Regions from separate parts of the Homo sapiens genome. Here region 2 is linked to region 1. Evidence: chromatin contacts called from ENCODE POLR2A ChIA-PET data. All regions are on one chromosome and are shown on one strand. The core of a region is the stretch at or near the end of the contact, and the rest is flanking DNA. Distances in the headings are between cores, read along the strand shown.

Evidence for each region. ChIA-PET counts read pairs that join two places held with the same protein, here RNA polymerase II (POLR2A).
Region 2: POLR2A ChIA-PET joins it to region 1 with 15 read pairs in activated CD8-positive, alpha-beta memory T cell. The contact joins two enhancer-like sites. POLR2A ChIA-PET finds 5 or more read pairs at or near these places in 5 of 52 experiments (GM10248, Panc1, activated CD8-positive, alpha-beta memory T cell and 2 more).

Annotation. Positions count from the first base shown.
Region 1 is chr3:150,633,831-150,638,072 of GRCh38, forward strand. No RefSeq gene overlaps it. Among named protein-coding and RNA genes, the nearest start is that of SELENOT, 33 kb to the left of the region's middle. RefSeq lists a silencer at 1,292-1,586. Within about 2 kb of position 1,846, at least 3 of the 41 ENCODE cell types and tissues checked have a DNase peak (open chromatin) inside an H3K27ac peak, as active enhancers do.
Region 2 is chr3:150,719,591-150,723,951 of GRCh38, forward strand. ERICH6-AS1 (ERICH6 antisense RNA 1) reads left to right here. Exons shown (of 3, transcript NR_121675.1): 3 at 279-556. It also overlaps the pseudogene SNRPCP3. Among named protein-coding and RNA genes, the nearest start is that of ERICH6, 18 kb to the left of the region's middle. Within about 2 kb of position 2,261, at least 2 of the 41 ENCODE cell types and tissues checked have a DNase peak (open chromatin) inside an H3K27ac peak, as active enhancers do.

The sequences.
Region 1 (4,242 bases), core at 596-3,095:
AAACAGCACACCTGGCCGGGCTCAGTGGCTCACGTCTGTAATCCCAGCACTTTGGGAGGCTGAGGTGGGTGGATCACCTGAGGTCAGGAGTTCGAGACCAGCCTGGCCAACAAGGTGAAACCCCATCTCTACTAAAAATACAAAAATTAGCCAGGCGTGGGAGCGCATGCCTTGTAGTCCCAGCTGAGGCTGAGGCAGGAGAATCGCTTGAACCAGGAGGCAGAGGTTGCAGTGAGCCAAGATCGTGCCACTGCACTCCAGCCTGGGCGACAGAGCAAGACTCCATCTCAAAAAAAAAAAAAAAAAAAACAGCACACCTGCTTCTCAGGTGCAGTTTGGATCACATGTTCTCTCAACGCTCTTGCCATTTTAATTTGGTGAAATGCTGTGTTCAACTAGATCTCAACTTTGCTGAAGCACTGGCCTGCCTGGGACCATGGCCTAATGTGGCCCATTGCAAAACACAATTTTGTTGATGTCTCATTTTAAAATTCATGCCAAAAATCATTTTATTTCAAATTGTTCATTGCTGGGTTTAATATAAAAATGTTGTTTTATTGTTCTTAACTCCCTAAATCTTTAAGCAAAATGGATGCTCGGGAAATTTGTTTCTCCTGAGGCTGCGTGTAACCCCGGCATCTTATTCCCCATGGGTTTGGAGGAATGCGTGGAGGAATGTGTGTGTGTATGTGTGGACAGCATCTTAAGAAATAAGGTGATCATTATAGAGTCATCTTCTTCAAATTTGTATAAGTTTTCTAGATAATGTGTAGTACAGCCTTCTGCTTAAGGATTATTGCAGTAACATAAGCCAGGCACAGTGGCTCACGCCTGTAATCCCAGCACTTTGGGAGGCCGAGGCAGGCGGATCATGAGGTCAGGAGATCGAGACCATCCTGGCTAACACGGTGAAACCCCGTCTCTACCAAAAATACAAAAAATTAGCCGGACGTGGTGGCAGGCGCCTGTAGTCCCAGCTACTCAGGAGGCTGAGGCAGGAGAATGGCATGAACCCAGGAGGCAGAGCTTGCAGTGAGCCGAGATCGTGCCATTGCACTCCAGCCTGGGCGACAGGGCAAGACTCCGTCTCAAAAAAAAAAAAAAAAGGATTATTGCAGTAACAGAAGAAGATGTGTTTCCGGAGCTTTGTATCCAGAAAATGCATGTGGGAAGATTATATGGAAAATGAAGATAATGAGTTTTAAAATAATACACAAAGTTACGGTACCAGAAAAGCAGTTAAATACCGTACAAAGTAATGAGAAACATGCTGAAAACAGTCTTGAGGAAGGCTAAAATTGTGGTTCCATACGTTGACTGACTGAATGAATATGGTTAAGGCAGTTGTTCTCAACCGGGGTTTTACTCTCCAGGCTCATGCAGAGTGGCCTCTTTGGGTCCTGTAATGGTCCTGTTCTTAACCACCACCGCTAGCTGGGGCCTGGGGTGGAAGAGTCTTATCCTAATCGGTCCCCAGACGGGGAGAGGGCAGTGCTTGTTTCCTAGCCACTCTGAAAGGCTGAAAGCTGTTAAGGAGGCTTAGTGTCATTTCAAGCAGTCTTCCTTGCCTCTGTGAGTAGTTTTTCCATATTTATGCTTAAAACAAACAGAGGAAGCTTTTCATTCCAATAATGAAATAAAAGGCTAAATTCAAGGTAACAAACGTTTTAGTGGGAAAGATTGTCAAGGATAACAAACCAACAAAGGGAAATATCTCTTATTAGCTCTTTTCTTCTTTTGATTAGAGAAAAAAGCCAAAGAACTACTTTTGGGGCTTTAAGTGGCTAGTGGACTACCCCAGAGGACACAAAGAAAGAGGGTTCTCAGTGTTTCTAGGGCACTTCCTGTTTTCTTTGAACTTGTGTGAGAATGTGAACTGTGGTGAGAGGCAGCTTTGAAATGTGACCAAAAAAAAAAAAAAAAAGACTGGTTTTAGTGTAGTTTATTTATTTTCTTTCAAAGCATTTGTGTTAATGAGTTGGATGGTAAGAGGTGATTAACATTCCAGATCAGTAGATTTCAGAAATGTCTTCCAACAGTGAAAATAACTTGTGTTAATCCTCCGAGCTTTCACCTTCACTTAGGCTGACTGAGGGGTGGGAAACAGCTTTGGAATCTTTACTGAGGACCAAGCAAATTTACAGTTTGAAAGTCAATCCTATTTAATTTTCCAACTTCTCCAGAATATTGTTTCCATTTAGCTTCTTGAGAGCATTTCTGGAGGGATTGCTATGTGCTAGGTACCGTGGGGGGTAACAGTTGTGAAGATGTGTGGCACAATTCCTGCATTCAAAGTGCATATGGTATAGCAGAGGAGAGAATCATAAAAATCTTACAGCAAAACGATAAGAAGCCTCATGAGGCCTATAGGAGCAGAAGGGAGCATTGGTTCTAGATGCTTGAGTATATAATTTTCCATAAATGGGGACAGTGCACAGGAGGAGCAGCACTTCAGGGATGAGAAAGCAGAAGCACAGGGTTTCTGTGATAATTCCTATAGGGAAGGGGGCTGGACCGTAGTATATATTGGTGCGGGTGGAGGGAGATGTGCTGGGAAACAGCCTGCGGGCATTGACAGCTGAGGTGAGGAATTGGACTACTTTCTATAGATGATAGCCAAGGAGAGTTTCTGAGTTGATGAGCCATCAGATCAGATCTGGCTTTTAGGGGTGAATCTGTCTGCACTGAGGCTATGGTGGGCGGAGAGGAGGATGAAGAGGTAGAGGTTCTAACAAAAGCATTGTGGGCACTTTCAGCATCGCACTCCAGACATCTTTGGCCTTGGATTAATAATTTATAAGTAATATATTCAATTTAAAAATTAATGTCAACTTTTGTGGTTACATTCCCCTTCTATCCTCTGAGTTTTCTTTTGTCATGCTGAAACCTATACTCCATTAGAATTATCCTTCTTAAATCTAGTCTCATCTTCCCAATTTAGCTTTTAAACTTTGGGTAACATTTACATTTTTTTGTCGTCTATTTTCTGCTCATTGGCTAAGGAGCCTTTTTCCTGCCCTGAGAATATAAGATTCATTGCAATTAAAGAGCCTAGTGGTTTAATGTGATTATTCTTTCTTGTTTTTCTGAGAAGTATCCTTGTGTTTTGTGGACCAGTCAATCCTGACTTTGATCTCTAGGGACAATACACTGTGAGTATTTATTTCAGGAAGGACACTGATCCTAGATATTCACTTAGAGGATGAATTTTCCTTATACCAAGGAAAATTGTAAGGTAGAATTTTTTTTTTTTTTTTTTTTTGAGACGGAGTTTCACTCTTGTTGCCCAGGCTGAAGTACAATGGCGCGATCTCGGCTCACTGCAACCTCCGGCTCCCAGGTTCAAGCGATTCTCCTGCCTCAGCCTCCCGAGTAGTTGGGATTACAAGCATGCACCACCATGCCCGGCTAATTTTTTGTATTTTTAGTAGAGATGGGGGTTTCTCCATATTGGTCAGGCTGGGCTCGAACTCCTAACCTCAGGTGATCTGCCAAGCCCAGTCTCCCAAAGTGCTGGGATTACAAGTGTGAGCCACAGCGCCCAGCCTGTATGATAGAAATTAAACTGATTACCCTTGTGAACTGAATGAGAACCTCCAAATTCTCATTCAATACAAGCATGAGTAGGACCTAGACATCTTATCTTGCTGAAATCTGGCAAGGCATACGGGCTGCCTGGTATACAATATATAGGATGCTCCCTCCCACCCCAGCCAAGATGGCATGATGCACTTACTTGTCCTTCTCTGGGAAGATAATGAACAGTGACGGCAGATTTCTCAAGGGTCCCTTATGATGGAGTTGCAATTCCCCATTCTTTTCCCCTTCTCAGAAATTTCTGAAACTCATTTAGTTAAAAGATTAAAGAAACACATTGCAAAGGGACTTGAAGTAATTGGGACCCGACTCACCTTCCTGATATAAATAACTAGAAGTAGACAAAATATGTGAAACAACTACTCTCAGAAATTGGACAACAGACAGTGCAGGGCCTTGATCCCCAAGAGAAAGATAAATAGCAAGGAACTGCACAAAATGTTTCGAGGAAGCTGTATTAATTAGGTAGGGCTATCATAACAAAATACCACCGATTGGGTGGCTTAAACAACAGAAACTTATTTTCTCATAGTTCTGACAGCCAGAAGCCCAAGATCAAGGTGTTGTCAGGGTTCGTTTCTTTTTAATTTTTTAATTTTTAAAAATTTTTGTGACAGAGTCTTGCTCTATCGCCCAGGCTGGAGT
Region 2 (4,361 bases), core at 1,011-3,510, 86 kb after region 1:
AAGGAAATGGTTTACTTTTGAGGGTAAATTGAAAGCTCCCCACCCAGATATTATTAACAACAGTTAATGTAACAGCAGTATAGAGCACTGACCCTGCCATCTGCGTGTATCTTCATTCTGATATTCCTTTCTCTGTCCATCATATGCCCCTTGATTTTGCTTTTCTTTTTTTTAACTGATAGAGTCGATAATTTTATTTTCACATTTCACAATACAAATGAAAACTGCACTTTTTCTGGTCCCACTTCTCCCGTCTAATACTATTCTCTCTTTGATAGGAAGGAGGAGCAAGTCTTCTTTGTCATGCTATTAAGAAAATACCCAGAGTCACAGCACCATGATCTCCTTGTGAAGCAGAACAAGTAATATAAAACTGATCTAAAGAGGCCTCCCCTCTACTCTTATCTGTCTGGTCGAGTCATTTGGGTCCAAGTGGGCACCATTGTGGGAGGGTGGGAGGACTCATCACTGGGGGCCCAGGCATCATTGGCATGTGGCCTCCTGTGTTAGTTTGTTCTCATGCTGCAAATAAAGACAACTTGAGACTGGATAATTTATAAAGGAAAGAGGTTTAATGGACTCACAGTTCCACATGGCTAAGGAGTACTCACAATCATGGCGGAAGACAAAGGAAGAGCAAAGGGACATCTTACATGGCAGCAGGCAAGAGAGCGTGTGCAGGGGAAGTCCCCTTTATAAAACCATCAGATCTCATGAGACTTATTCACTATCGCGAGAACAGCATGAGAAAAACCCACCCCCATGATTCAATTACCTCCCACCGTGTCCCTCCCATGTCATGTGAAGATTATTACAACTCAAGGTGAGATCTGAGTGGGGACACAGAGCCAAATGATATCACCTCCAATGGGCAGCCTCATTCCAGGAGCACATCCCATTGGCATCATCCAGGAGGAGGGGGGGGCCATCATTGGCATCATGGGAGGGCCCCCCAGCTGGGGTGCTGGCATCATACCTGGTGAGGAACAGGAAGAGACTGGGGGGAGGTTGGATCATCGCTCCTGCAGGAGGAGGAACAGAGAACAGAGTAGGAGGTGTTCTTCCTTGTTGAGATGCAGTCTTTGTTCTGTCAGCCAGGCTCCGAGCCTGCTCTTCTATCCATTTCTGGTAGTAGTCTTTCACATTCTCTTTGTGTTTCCTTCCACTGCAATGGTAGGTTCTCACAGATGGAGAGTCGTGGGTGAGGTATGTATTGCAGAAGTCACAACAAAACTTAGGCATGTTGCTCTGTAGCCCGTTAACCACTCTCTTCCCTGATTTTGCTTTGTTTTGATGTGACATTGAAGCACTGCACATGCGCAGAGCAGCTAATAGTTCTTCCCTCTTTGGATTGTTGGATGAAATTTTTTTGAATTTTATTTTTTATTGATACATAATAGATATATGTGTTTTGGGGGTACATATGATAATTTAATATATTTATATAACTTGTTAAGAACAAATCAGTGTAATTGGGACAGCCACCACCTTAAATACTTGTCCTTCCTTTTTGCTGGAAACATTTGTATTATTCTCTTAGCTATTTTGAAATATACAATAGGTTATTCTAAACTATAATCACCCTAGTGATCTATGAAACACTACGTCTTATTTCTTCTATTGGATTAAATGATTTAATACCTGCAATGCTCTTAGCATTGTGCCTGGCACATGATAAATAAATATTAGCTGTCGTTATTCCGACCCAAAACAAGAACATTTTTTATTGTTACAGAAAAAATTGGACCATTGATTATGTTTCACCATTTAAGTGGCTATTGTTTGCATGCTTTCGACAGTTCTATCCCATGCCCTATACATTTACTTTCCCCCAGACCTCCCTCCCCTCCATCTTCAACCTATTACAACAGGGTGTAATAATATAGACGAACACTAGAGGGAAGCATGCAATTGCAATGAAGAAAATCGGCATCAGCACACTTGAAATTCAGACAAGAAGATAGAAGATGTCTAGTATCAAAGGAAAGTGAAATGTCTTCCTTTAATATAGTGTCTTGTAGTATTCTCCTATAGGAGGGAAGTATTATTACTCTATCGGATGAGTATTCCTACTGGAAGGATAGCTGCGGCATTTTAAAAAATCCTGCCTGTATGTGCCTGCCATAAAGATGTCACATAACCATTTCCTCACGTGCTGTTCACTCCACACCCCAGCTCTCCTGAGAGCACTTAGCTTCTCCCGTGAGCCGGTTCCTCCGATGGGAGGCATTTGGAAGCCTACATTAGTATAGTGCTGCCTTACAACGCACTTTAATGTAATATCTAGTCTCTGGGAGGCCCAGGAGTGCTTCAAATTCTAGGCTTCCCTGAGATGTCCAGTGCATTTCTGTTGAGGTGTATATGGGCTCACTCGGCCTGAGTCCCTCAGGGGCAGGAAACGTACCCCATCTTCACCTTTGCATCCCCAGCAGTTTGCAGTGCTGGGCATGCCCTAGAGAAGCTGGATAATGTCTGTTGGACTAAACTGCTTCATGAGCTGCAGACAGAAAAAGAGGGAAATTTATGCTCACTTTATGCCTGAGCAATGGGACTCTAAACTGCACCCCTAACCAGTGAATATTTTTCATTATTTTTCTGGATTATAAAAGTTCATGCTCATAATGTGAAAATCATGCAAAAAGAACATCTAAAATATTCATAATCCCATCCATCCAATATTAACCTGGGGAATACTACAGATTCTTTTAACCTTATGTCAGAGTATAATATATAAATATATGTGTGTGTGTACATATATATAGTGTTTACATTTATGGCAGCATGGAACACCTATCTTTTAAAAATTTTTTTTGAGATGGTGTCTATACTCTGTCACCCAGGTTGGAGTGCAGTGGCGTGATCTGACTCGCTGCAACCTTGGCCTCATCCTCCCACCTCAGCCTCCTGAGTAGCTGGTACCACAAGCGTGCACTACCATGCCCAGCTAATTTTTTGTATTTTTGGTACAGACAGGGTTTTGCCATGTTGCCCAGGCTGGTCTTGAACTCCTGAGCTCAAGTGATCCACCTGCCTTGGAATCCCAAAGTTCTGGGATTACAGGTGTGAGCCACCATGCCCAGCCCTACATCTATCTTTTTTTTTTTTTTAAAACTAATCCCTTTCTTTTGGGAATTTAAGCTGTTTCTCAATTTTTGCTTTTTTTAAAGAGCAGTCTGGTGAATATTCGTGTAGCTAAGTGTAAGCCCACATTCTTTATTAGTGTCTTAGGATAAATTCCCAGAGGCAGAATTTCTGGGTGATGGGTAATTTACATTGTCACCAACAGTGACAGTGCCCTTGATCAGATGAAGAGTTTTAATTAAACGTCACACCAGAACTCCATAATCTTGTCTCAGTCATGTCATCGCTGCTCAAAACATTTGGTGAACTCTGTTTGGTGATCCAGGCTATGACTCATATAAGAAAATAAATCTTAATCTCTCATCTTGCCTTTGATCTTTGACTGTTCAAGAAAATCTAATTTACCACAAAAGGACAAAGACAGCAACCATGGCAGATTTTCATATAGGTGTGCCACCAGAGTCAGGAGGAGATAGGGAAATGCTTCCCAGACTGTTCTGAATAGTGGCAAATCAGAGAATAATTCCTCTAAGTCTTTTTGGAAATTAGAATGGAACTTCCCTATCATCTGAAGACTCCTTATGGATTGAACAAGGAGGGCCCTCTTGACTGGTTTGTCTTTCTTTCTTTTTCTTTCTTTCTCTTTCTTTCTTTCTTTCTTTCTTTCTTTCTTTCTTTCTTTCTTTCTTTCTTTCTTTCTTTCTTTCTTTCCTTCTCTCCTTCCTTCTTTCCTTCCTTCCTTTCTTCCTTCCTTCCTTCCTATCTTCTTTCTCTTTCTCTCTCTCTCTCCCCCTGCTTCCTTTTCTTTTCTTTTCTCTTCTCTTTTTTCTTTCTCTTTTCTTTTCTTTCCAGGGTCTATGCTATGCTGCCTAGGCTGGTCTCAAATTTCTGGACTCAAGCAATCCTCCTGCCTTGGTTTCCCAAAGTGCTAGGATTACAGGCATGAGCCACCTTGACTGGTTTCTTCCTTAAAGGTTCCTAAGCTTCGCCTTTTTTTTTTTTATCTTAAAGATGGACACAGAGATCTAAACATTAAAACAATTTATTTATTGGAGTTTCCTCATAGAAGGGTAAGAGAGACAGTTGCACCTGACTGGGTGCTTAGTATTTCTATAGAGTGGCTTAAGCATGGCAACTGATTAATGAGAGGAGCAGGAGGTGACTTGCATTGTTTTTACTAAGATAATATTTTGTTTTGTTTTGTTTTGTTTTTTTTGGAGAATGGCAGATTGGGTTTATTGAGGGAGGCGACTGAAAGGAACTCAAATCACCCCCTTGGT